Linked DNA regions of Homo sapiens: region 2 is linked to region 1. A link is a contact called in ENCODE Hi-C or POLR2A ChIA-PET data. All regions are on one chromosome and are shown on one strand. The core of a region is the stretch at or near the end of the contact, and the rest is flanking DNA. Distances in the headings are between cores, read along the strand shown.

Region 1 (6,539 bases), core at 378-2,877:
GCCACAGTTTGAGACGAAATTAAGAGTCCTTTATTTAGCCAGTGCCCAAGAGACGGCTAATAAATTCTCTTGGCCCGAGGAAGGGGCTTGATTTTCCTTTATACTTTGGTTTAGGAAGGGGAGGGGAGCTCAGATGCAACAATTCTACATAAGTAAAAACATGCAAAAATTAAAAGGACAAAGAGTCACAGAGAAACAATTAAAAGACAAATGGTTACAGAGAAACAACAGTTCCAGGTGCAGGGGCTCTAAATCTTTCATAAAATGTTAGATATGGGTGCTCTGCCCGACACCAACTCAAGGTTTTATGGTGTTATCTTTTGAGCAAAATCCTGGGAACTTCGTACATTGCTTGTTTCAGTACCTTATCAGTTAATTGGACTCTTTGATATGTTGAGATTCTGCTTACACAAGTTAACTCCTTGAGGAAAGGGGTGGGTAAGGAGTCCTTGATGTCTTGTAAATGAGGGAACCAGATGGAGTTCATCCGGCTTTCTCAACTAAGGGAGAGCTAATTCATGTGGAAACAAGGCTAGGTGATTAAGGGGAAAAAAAGAGTCTAAAAGCAAGGTTAGTAAAAACAAGGTAAGGCATTAAAAAACAAGGTTAGTAAAAACAACGTTAAGCATTACAAAGTGATTTGCTCAGGATCACAGAGCCAGGAAGTAAAGGAGATAAACAAGCTGGGTTCCTAATTCATGTCCGTCTGAGACCAGAGCCCAGGCTCTCTCTGCTGCAAGGGGCTGCCTGTTGGGACCAACCTGCCCTGGCTCTGGCAGTCCCCGGGGAGGGGACTGATAATAACACTCGGAAGTATGTTGGGCTACCATGGAGGACAGACCTTTCATCTTGCAGATGAAGAAGCTGAGACCTAGAGAGAGGAATTGCCTGAGCAATGTAGGGATACAGCTGGAGCCTTGAAAGCAGAGAGCAGTCTCACTCCAGGCACCAATTCCCCTGACCCAAAAGCTGTCCTCAAGTGTAGGGTCGATGCAGTGCCTGGGTAGGAACGCCGGCTGAATGAGCGAAAAGGCCTGGTGCACGCCAAGAATCTCATTCTGGAGGTCCTCCAGTTTTGGGGGCAAACACTCTGCGTCTATGGTCCAAATGTAGCCGGCAGGCTGCTAACGTGTGACCTCGGTCTCGAGACCGTGGCAAGCTTCACATACTTTTTTCCCGCTCCCGTAAAGCCGCCAGTGGATCAGTCTTTGCACCAAGAGTTAAAAGTTTAAGATTCCCGTCCCGGATTGGCCACCCACAAGGTGGGCTGCTCCCCGAACACGTCGCATCCCTCTCTCGACCTGAACATGCACGTGCAACAAATGGGGTCACAGCGCGTGGGGAGCGCAGTGAGGACCCCGGAGGCGCCCTGAGCTCGCGCCCGCTGACTGCCGCCCCGGTTCCCGCCCGCGCGGGCCGCCTGCGGGCCCCCGCCCTAACGCCGGATCCGGCCTAGTCCAACCCTCCGACTCACATTTCTCTGAGGCTCGGAGTTTCCGAAGAGTCCCCCGGCCCGACTTCCCGCAGGCACGAAGCGGGCCGGCCAGTCCCCCGGTGTAATTCCCAGACGCGCTACAGCAACGCCGGCTGTTTCCTCCCTGTTTGCACCGGCAACGAGCCCGACGACGGAGCGTCGCAAGGGCCAAGCCTCCTTCAGCGCGTAGGGAGCCTGTGTTTTTCTCTGGTGCCCCGTCGTGGCCAGCGGGAGATAAATAGCAAACGTCGCTGCTCCTTGAAATAGGGAAGCATGGAGGCAAAGAATCCGTCCATGCACTACACGTATTTCAGGATGGTGGTTACCATCACGTGAAGGTGAAGGTGGAAACCAGGGGGAAGAGAATGTAAGTCAGTGGTCCTCAAACCTGGCTGCGCGTGAGAATCACCAGATACCAGCCTGGGCAACACAGAGGGACTCCTGTCTCTAAAAAATTTTTTAAACTTAACCGGGCATGGTGGGACTTGTGGTCCCAGCTACTCGGGAGACTGAGGCGGGAGGATCAGTTGAGCCCAGGAGATCGAGGCTGCCGTGAGCCATGACTGTGCCACTGCACTCCAGCCTGGGTGACAGAGCCAGACACTGTCTCAAAAAAAAGAAGAAAAAATCCAGATACCTTTAAAAAATCCAGATGCCCAAACCAAACCCCAAATCCCATCTGAGAGTATCAGTGTTTTCCAAAATTCCCCAGGTGTGTTCAATGTACAACTTGGGCAGAGGCCTGCTGGCATAAGTAGATGGAAGTTATTGGTAACTTTTTTATTTTTTTGAGACAGAGTCTTGCTCTGTCGCCAGGCTGGAGTGCAGTGGCGTGATCTCGATTCACTGCAACCTCCGCCTTACGGGTTCAAGCGATTACCCTGCCTCAGCCTACCGAGTAGCTGAGACTACAGGCGCACGCCACCACGCCCAGCTAATTTTTTGTATTTTAGTAGAGATGGGGTTTCACCATATTGGTCAGGATGGTCTCGATCTCCTGACCTCGTGATGCGCCTGCCTCAGGCTCCCAAAGTGCTAGGATTACAGGAGTGAGCCACTGCACCCGGCCGATAACTTTCTATTATAGTCTTATATTGGTGGTGAGTTCAAAAGTGTTCATTCTATTAGTATGTTTTATAACTCGTGTGCTACAAGTATTACATGCCAACTATTCCATTAAAAAGAAAATGAAGAAAAATACTTGTTTGTTCTCTTTTCTTTCATTTTCCCATTCTTTCATTTCTTCTTCCCTTCATTTCTCCATTCTTTATTCATCTCTGTTTTTCCTGGATGCAGCATCATGGCCTCAGCTGGGTTCAGTGGCTTACGCCTGTAATCCCAGCACTTTGGGAGGCCCAGGAGGGTGGATTACCTGAGGTCAGGAGTTGAAGACCAGCCTGGCCAACATGATGAAACCCCGTCTCTGCTAAAAATACAAAAATTAGCCGGGCATGATGGCAGATGCTTATACTCCCAGCTACTCGGGAGGCTGAGGCAGGAGAATCGCTTGAACCTGGGAGGCAGAGGTTGCAGTGAGCCAAGATTGCGCTGCTGCACTCCAGCCTGGGTGACAAAGTGAGACTCCACCTCCAAATTAAATAAATAAATGAATACATAAATAAATAAATAAAATTAGCAGGCTGTGGTGGTGCACACCTATAGTCCTAGCAACTTGGGAGGCTGAGGTGGGAGGATCACTTGAGCTCAGGACAAGGAGGCTGCAGTGAGCCGTGATCACACCATTGCACTCCAGCCTGAGTGACAGAGTGAGACCCTGTCTCAAAACATGGTCTCTACAGTCAGAACGCCCAGGTTTCAAGCTATACCATGCTGGTGTAGTCTTGGGCAGGTCACTTCATCTGTCTGTGCCTCAGCTTCCTAGTCCATGGAATGAGAGTAAAAATAGAGCAACTTTCAGGCCGGGCCTGGTGGCTCATGCCTGTAATCCCAGCACTTTGGGAGGCCAAGGCTGGCGGATCTCTTGAGGTCAGGAGCTTCAGACCAGCCTGGCCACATGGTGAAACCCCCGTCTCTACTAAAAATATAAAAATTAGCTGGGCGTGGTGGCAGGCACCTGTAGTCCCAGCTACTCGGGAGGCCGAGGCAGGAGAATCGCCTCAACCGAGGAGACGGGGGTTGCAGTGAGCCAAGATCATGCCACTGCACTCTAGCCTGGGCAACAGAGCAAGACTCTGTCTCAAAAAACAAAGCAAAACAAAAAATAGTGCAGCTTTCTAGGGTTGCCCGTGTGAGAATAAATGGAGCATGCCCAGGAGTAGAGCATCCAGTGCATCCCAGGTGAGCCCAAACTTGAGCCTTCCTTCACATCCCCCTTTAGTTGGCACCTGTTTAATCAGGGTCTGTCCCACTGCGTGCATAAGAGTCCTCAAGTTTCCCTCCCATTAATCCCTACCCCCTTGGGCAAATTCATGGCCACTCTTTCATGTTGTGTCCCCAGTGCAGAGGGGTGGCAGCAGCCCACTGCAGTCACTTAGCAGAGATGCCCACCCAACAAAGGAGACCAACACATAAATGTCTGTCGACAGGAACTTCATAAACACATGAATTGGACCAGGCGTGGTGGCTCACGCCTGTAATCCTAGTATTTTGGGAGGCTGAGGCAGGTGGATCATTTGAGGTCAGGAGTTCGATACCAGCCTGGCCAACGTGGCGAAACCTTGTCTCTACTAAAAATACAAAAATTAGCCAGGTGTGGTGGCATGCACTTGTAATCCCAGCTCGGGAGGCTGAGGCATGAGAATCACTTGAACCCAGGTGGCAGAGGTTGCAGTGAGCCGAGATCTGACCGCTGAACTCCAGCCTGGGCAACAGAGGGAGTCCCTGTCTCAAAAAAAAAAAAGAAAGAAAGAAAGAAAAGAAAAGAAAAAGAAATATGTGAGTTGGGGCAAGGTAAGGGAGACCTGATCCTGATTTTGTGCCTCTTGGGCAAGGCCTTTCCACTCTCTGGGCCTCAGTTTCCTCATCTGTATAATGACCAGATAAGCTCCACTAGCAGAACTTTAGGGCTTAGGGCTCGACCAGCATGCCGGAGGGCAACCATTCCTAAGTGGCCTGATCCTGGAAGCCTGAAGTCCCCAGATTACAGCCTCCATTCTCTTTTGCTGGCCAGACATCCTCACCGGCCCCCACAGTTCAACTCTGAACCTCTTGATTACACAGCTGCTGGCTGTCGCTATTAAGCAACTTTACAAGTGCCTTTTCCTTTGCTCCTCTTGGGCATTCTATGAGATATCTTATTGCCCCCATGTTAGAATTGCCTAAACTAAGCCTCGAAAAGGTGGCATGGCTTGCCTGAGGAGCCGCAGCTGATAGGTGGTTGAGCCATGATTTGAAACCAGTTCTGCCTGATCCCAGTGCCTAAGCCCTCTTGCTGCAACACAAGAGCAGGGATCATCGTGTTCCTTGCTGCATTCCCCATGCCATGCCTTGTATGTGGTAAGCACTCTATCTATCTATCTATATATCTATATCTATCTATATATATATTTGAGACAGAGTCTCACTCTATCACCCAGGCTGATGGAGTGCAGTGGTGCGAACTTGGCTCACTGCAGCCTCTGCCTCCCAGGTTCAAGCAATTCTCTTGCCTCAGCCTCTTAAGTAGCTGGGATTACAGGTGCCCGCCACCACGTCCGGCTAATTTTTGTATTTTTTTTCAGTAGAGTTGGGGTTTTGCCATGTTGCCCAGGCTGGTCTTGAACTCCTGACCTCAGGCATCAACCTCCCAAAGCGCTGGGATTACAGGCATGAACCACCATGCCCGGCCTCAATCAATATTTGTGTTGAGAATGAAAAAGTGAATGGATCCCCTATTTTGAGTACTTTCTTCTCCTCCAAAGGAAAAAGGAATCTATGGTGTTAAGAGAAAGCAAAAAGAAGAAAAGGAACGAGCATTTCTTGAACACCTGCTATGTGCCAGGTGCTTTGAGATATATTATCTCATTTAAGCCTCCCTCCAACCTGGGAGGAGTTTGTTCCTGCCCCCATTTTGCAGATGAGGGCGCTGAGGCTCAGAGAGGTGAATCAACTCTCTTGAGGTCACACAGCAAAGACTATAAAAGCCAGGATTTACAACAAACCTCTGAGACTGTGAATCCCTCTTCAGTGTGTTTTTCTGGGAGCTTGTGGCTTGCAAGTGTAGCTCTTAAAAGAGGCCTGCGGCCGGGCACAGTGGCTCACGCCTGTAATGCCAGCACTCTGGGAGGCCAAGGCGGATGGATCACTTGAGGTCAGGAGTTCGAGACCAGCCTGGGCAACATGGTGAAACCCCATCTCCACCAAAAATACAAAAATTAGCCAGGTGTGGTAGTGCGTGCCTGTAGTCCCAGCTACTCAGGAGACTGAAGCAAGAGAATCACTTGAACCTGGGAGGTAGAGGTTGCAGTGAGCCGAAATCATGCCACTGCACTCCAACCTGGGCAACAGAGTGAGACTCCATCTCAAAAAAAAGAGGCCTGCAAATGTGAACATACAAAGAATTTGGCAATATGAAATATTCAATGACAGGTCAATGACTACGGCGTGCAGGGGGCTGAGAGGGAAAGCCCTGGTAGGAACCCGCAGGTTGGAGCTGCTCCAGGACTTGTGATTTTAGGTATCCTAGCATGGGAGAAGAAAACAAGAACAGGGAGAGGGGGTGACACTATGGGAGCCGCTCTCCATTAGATGAAACATGACAGTACTGGAAGCCGCACAATGCCATCATTTAATTAGCAGGTACCGTTGTGAAGGTATGACATTTCAACACCAACCACTCCAGCTTCTTGCTTCACACCCCACCCCACCTGAAGACAAGACCGCAGAAGTAGACAGGTGGGCTCAAAGACCCTGGGGCTACTAGGCTGCTTCTCAGAGCCCCAGCTTTGTGTTTTAAAAAAATAACAATGGGGTCAGGTGAGGTCATTCACACCTGTAATCCCAACACTTTGTTTGGGAGGCCGAGGAGGATCGCTTGAACCCAGGCATTTAAGACCAGCCTGGCAATATAGAGAGACCCCCCACCCCATCTCCACCCAAATTTTTTTTTTTATTAATCGGGTGTGAT
Region 2 (4,172 bases), core at 763-3,262, 1.0 Mb before region 1:
TCTTTAAGACAAATTTCAGGGGATGGGAAAGAAGTGTTTAGTCTTTGAGTACCTTCAGATATCTTTTTTTTCTCTTGAAATAACTTTTTTGTGTGATTTTGAATGCAATGTCAGCTCACAACAGAAAATGGGGAAAAAATGCAGAAAAGTATAAAGGAGAAAATGACATCACCCAGAAGGTCATATTCCACTGTGAACATTCCAGTCCCTCCTCTAAGTCTTTCTAGACATGTCTGTTAGGTTTGGGTTTTAGTTTTTTAAATTATTGGAATCATTCTCTTTCGAATTTATCTTCTAAAATGTATCATCTCAACAGTGTGAGCATGAGTACATGGAGTTTCTTCAAAATATACATGCCCAATCTGCTACCCGCCACCACCACTTACTCCTGACCTTAGAACTCAGGGCAACCATACACAGCTGTGCAGACTGCGCACTGCACAATTCTACAGGGAAGTATTCACATTTGTAGTGAGTGTAGCTTTTTATACTTAAAACATACATTGGCTTAAAAAATGACAGATTTTTCTTATTTGCACAAAGTTAGGCTTGTGGCAGGACTAGAGCAGGTAAATCAGAACCTCCACGGCTGTGGGTTACAGCAGGTTTAACTTGTAAAAGTTCCCTCAGGTGATCCTGATCTGTCTCTCCCGCCTCCAACTGTGAAGGGCTAATTTACAACATGAGCCTTTCCCATTTGAGTGAAAAATGAAAATATCTGCATCAAATGTTCCAGGTTCTGAAGACACTATTTTAAATATAATGAACTGGCCGGCATGGTGGCTCACACCTGTAATCCCAGCACTTTGGGAGGCGTAGGCTGGAGGACCACTTGAACCCAGGACTTCGAGACCTGCCTGGGCAACATGGCAAAACCCTGTCTGTCCAAAAAACTACAAAAATTAGCCAGGCATGGTGGCATGCACCTGCAATCCCAGCTACTTGGGAGGCTGAGGCACGAGAATCGCTTGAACCTGGGAGGCGGAGGTTACAGTGAGTCGAGATTGTACCACTACACTCCAGCCTGGGTGACACAGCCAGACCCTGTCTCAAAGAAAAATAAATAAATAACGAACACCTTCCCACATCAGATGTTAGGGTCGCTTCCAGTCATTTGGTTATTATAAATAACACTGTCAAGAACATCTTCTCAGAAAAGATCTTTGCCTCCATCCACCCCATCTCTGATGATTTCTAGACTAGATTTCTTGAAGTGGAATCCCAGGAGCCAATGGCAGTGTCATAATGGTTCTTTCTCCCCAGCTCGGAGTCCCTGAGTGTGTGTTTCCTACCCTAGGGCGAGTGAACGTGAAAAATGAAGAAATTGATGAAATGATCAAGGAGGCTCCGGGTCCAATTAACTTTACTGTGTTCCTCACAATGTTTGGGGAGAAACTTAAGGGTAAGGTCGTGTGTGTGTGTGTGTGTCTGTGTGTATGTGTCTATGTTTCTTCGGGGGGGCTGGCAGAAGATGGTTAACTTTAAAAGAGATAAAGCACCATTGGAAAAAAATAATGAAAACAGCAACTTGGCTGGGCGCAGTGGCTGATGCCTGTAATCCCCAGCACTTTCAGAGGCCGAGGCGGGCAGATCACTTGAGGTCAGGAGTTCAAGACCAACCTGGCCAACATGGTGAAACCCCATCTGTACTAAAAACACACAAAAAAATTAGCCAGGCATGGTGGTGTGCACCTGTAGTCCCAGGTACTCAGGAGGCTGAGGCGGGAGAATCCCTTGAACCGGGATGTCAGAGGTTGCAGTGAGCTGACATTGTGCCACTGCACTCCGGCCTTGGTAACAAGGTGAGACTCTGTCTCAAAACAAAACAAAACAAAACAAAAACACAGCAACTAACATTGCTCCAAGACTTAACCTAAGTCAGACCTCATGCTAACCACTTTATATGCATTACCCCACTTAATAGCAACTAGGAGGTATGCTCTATTCTTATCACCAGTTTACAGATGGGGAACTGAGACTAAGAGACAGAAAGTCCCTTGTCTGAGGCCACATGGCTAGCAAGTGCCAGGGTTAAGATTTGAATCCCAGGCTTTCAAATCTAGATGATGTTTGACCTTGGGTTCTCAGCCCTCTCTTCGAAATACAGAGGCTCAGTGATCAGACGAAAGCAGGGTCTTTTTCCTCCATGCAAAGCAGCCTTGCTCTGGCCCCTTCATCTCTGGGGGAACTTGGGCCCTGCTGCCTGGGGTGCCAGTGGTTCCCAGCCACCCCCAGTACATGTAAGCCCTGTGTTCCGTTTCAGGAGCGGACCCTGAGGAAACCATTCTCAACGCATTCAAAGTGTTTGACCCTGAAGGCAAAGGGGTGCTGAAGGCTGATTAGTGAGTGGGGTCTGTGGGGGAGGAAGGGGGTTCCCTGCTTGCCCCCTGTCCCCCCTACACACACACAACTGACACCAACACCTGCTTTCCTTTCTCTGCAGCGTTCGGGAAATGCTGACCACGCAGGCGGAGAGGTTTTCCAAGGAGGAGGTAATGGGGTCCTTCAAGCACTCCCTCTAACCCAGCTCCTGGGTTCTCCTTCTGGGGGGCTCCGTCTCCCCTCTCGTCTAAAGCACCCCTGACCCCACACTGACAGAGAACCAGCTATCGTCTTCTGAGGCCTGGCCTCATTTCATTCTCTGCCACCCTATGAGGTAGGGACTGGCATAACTGCCATTTTACAGATAGGCAAACTGAGACCCAGGGAAGTAAAGTCACTCATCTAAAATAACAATAATCACACCTGTAATCCCAGCACTTTGGGAGGCCAAGGCAGGAGGATCACTTGAGACCAGGAGTTTGAGACCAGCCTAGCCAACATGAGGAAACCCTGTCTCTACTAAAAATACAAAAATTAGCTGGGCATGGTGGTGGACGCCTGTATTCCCAGCCACTCAGGAGGCTGACGCATGGCACGAGAATCGCTTGAACCCGGGAGGCAGAGGTTGCAATGAGCCAAGATCATGCCACTGCACTCCAGTCTGGGCAACAGAGCAAGACTCTGTCTCAAAAATAAAATAAAATAACAACACTAATAGTAAATGCCAGGACCTAGATTCAAACCTAGGTCTGCGTGACTGCAGGTTCTGCCTTGCTCACGATGCATAGAGACCTGCTTAGAGCATGACATTATTATGGCGTGAAGGGCCGCCACATACTGTCATGTGAGTTGTGCACTGAACAATTCTTCTAAATGTCAGTTTCATAAAAGTCATCAGACTGTGTATTTGTTGCAACAGCTTTCCAGAACTGGCAGTAAAGTGTCTGGTAATAATTTTTTTTTTTTTCAACTCAGGTGGTGCGGTAGTGAGTTTGGTAGAAGGGGCACTTTTGCTAATTTGCCAAAGCTTCTGTATGAGCAAGCAATGGTGCCGTCAACCTTATTAGTGAACCTTAATGAGTCGATTTTAAATGCTCCCCTCATAGCCTCACAGGCCTGTTTCCATCAAGTTCCACATTTTACTAAAAATTGTATGTAGATTTTCCCTCCCCCAAAATTCAAGCAGCTAAAAGGGCTGCCTTCACTTTCCACCTGCTGTGTGCTTTGAACAAGCTCCTTAACCTCACTGCACCTCAATTTCCTCATCTGTAAAGTGGGAATAATAATAGAAGCTACCTCATAGGAGATTGCGAGGATTCGACATGTTAATGTGGGGAAAGTGTGAACTTGTGGCAAGGGCAATATAAGTGCTAGCTATGAATAGCCAGTATGTTTTAAAAAAATAATAATAATAACTAGCCAATGCTTTTTAAATGGGGAAATTTTGTGTAAAAACAAAAATCTAGATTTCTGACACCCTGGACCCTGTGGTCACTTCATGTCACCTTTTTAGATGGCCACGTGTCTCCATTTAGCCATAGGACCTATCCTGCTCCCTTGCATAACCTGCCTGGCCCCTCGGAACCCTTGAGTTTGTGATCCCAGTGGAAGGCTGGGTTTCCAGGGACATCTCTGCATGATGTTTACTTGGGAGGGCCCTTGGGGTCAGGGAAGGAAGAACAGGGAAGGGCAAGAAAGGAAGAACAGGGAAGGGCAAGGAAGGAAAAGTGCATGAAGGAAGAAGTTGAGCCAAGATTTAGGCCCAAAGATCGGCACTGCTGACTACCCAGGGAGGGAGCTTATTCTACAGCTCTCCTGAGAGGTACCAAGTTGGGCGAGATGGCCGTGCC

The links. A loop is a pair of places that touch in the nucleus more often than their neighbours do. ChIA-PET counts read pairs that join two places held with the same protein, here RNA polymerase II (POLR2A). Pooled maps may share reads with other maps.
Region 2: a pooled map shows a loop between it and region 1 (4-fold over the local background). The contact joins the enhancer-like site here to the promoter of TCHP in region 1. A Hi-C loop is called at or near these places in 1 of 37 single-sample maps with no recorded cell type and 2 of 50 pooled maps. POLR2A ChIA-PET finds 5 or more read pairs at or near these places in 1 of 52 experiments (AG04450).

What each region holds. Positions count from the first base shown.
Region 1 is chr12:109,895,362-109,901,900 of GRCh38, reverse strand. TCHP (trichoplein keratin filament binding) reads right to left here and starts at 1,627. Exons shown (of 13, transcript NM_001143852.2): 1 at 1,475-1,627. RefSeq lists enhancers at 223-1,063, 1,064-1,904 and a silencer at 1,297-1,406.
Region 2 is chr12:110,911,416-110,915,587 of GRCh38, reverse strand. MYL2 (myosin light chain 2) reads left to right here. Exons shown (of 7, transcript NM_000432.4): 4 at 1,298-1,402; 5 at 2,264-2,342; 6 at 2,444-2,492. Among named protein-coding and RNA genes, the nearest start is that of MYL2, 7.1 kb to the left of the region's middle. Within about 2 kb of position 2,012, at least 3 of the 41 ENCODE cell types and tissues checked have a DNase peak (open chromatin) inside an H3K27ac peak, as active enhancers do.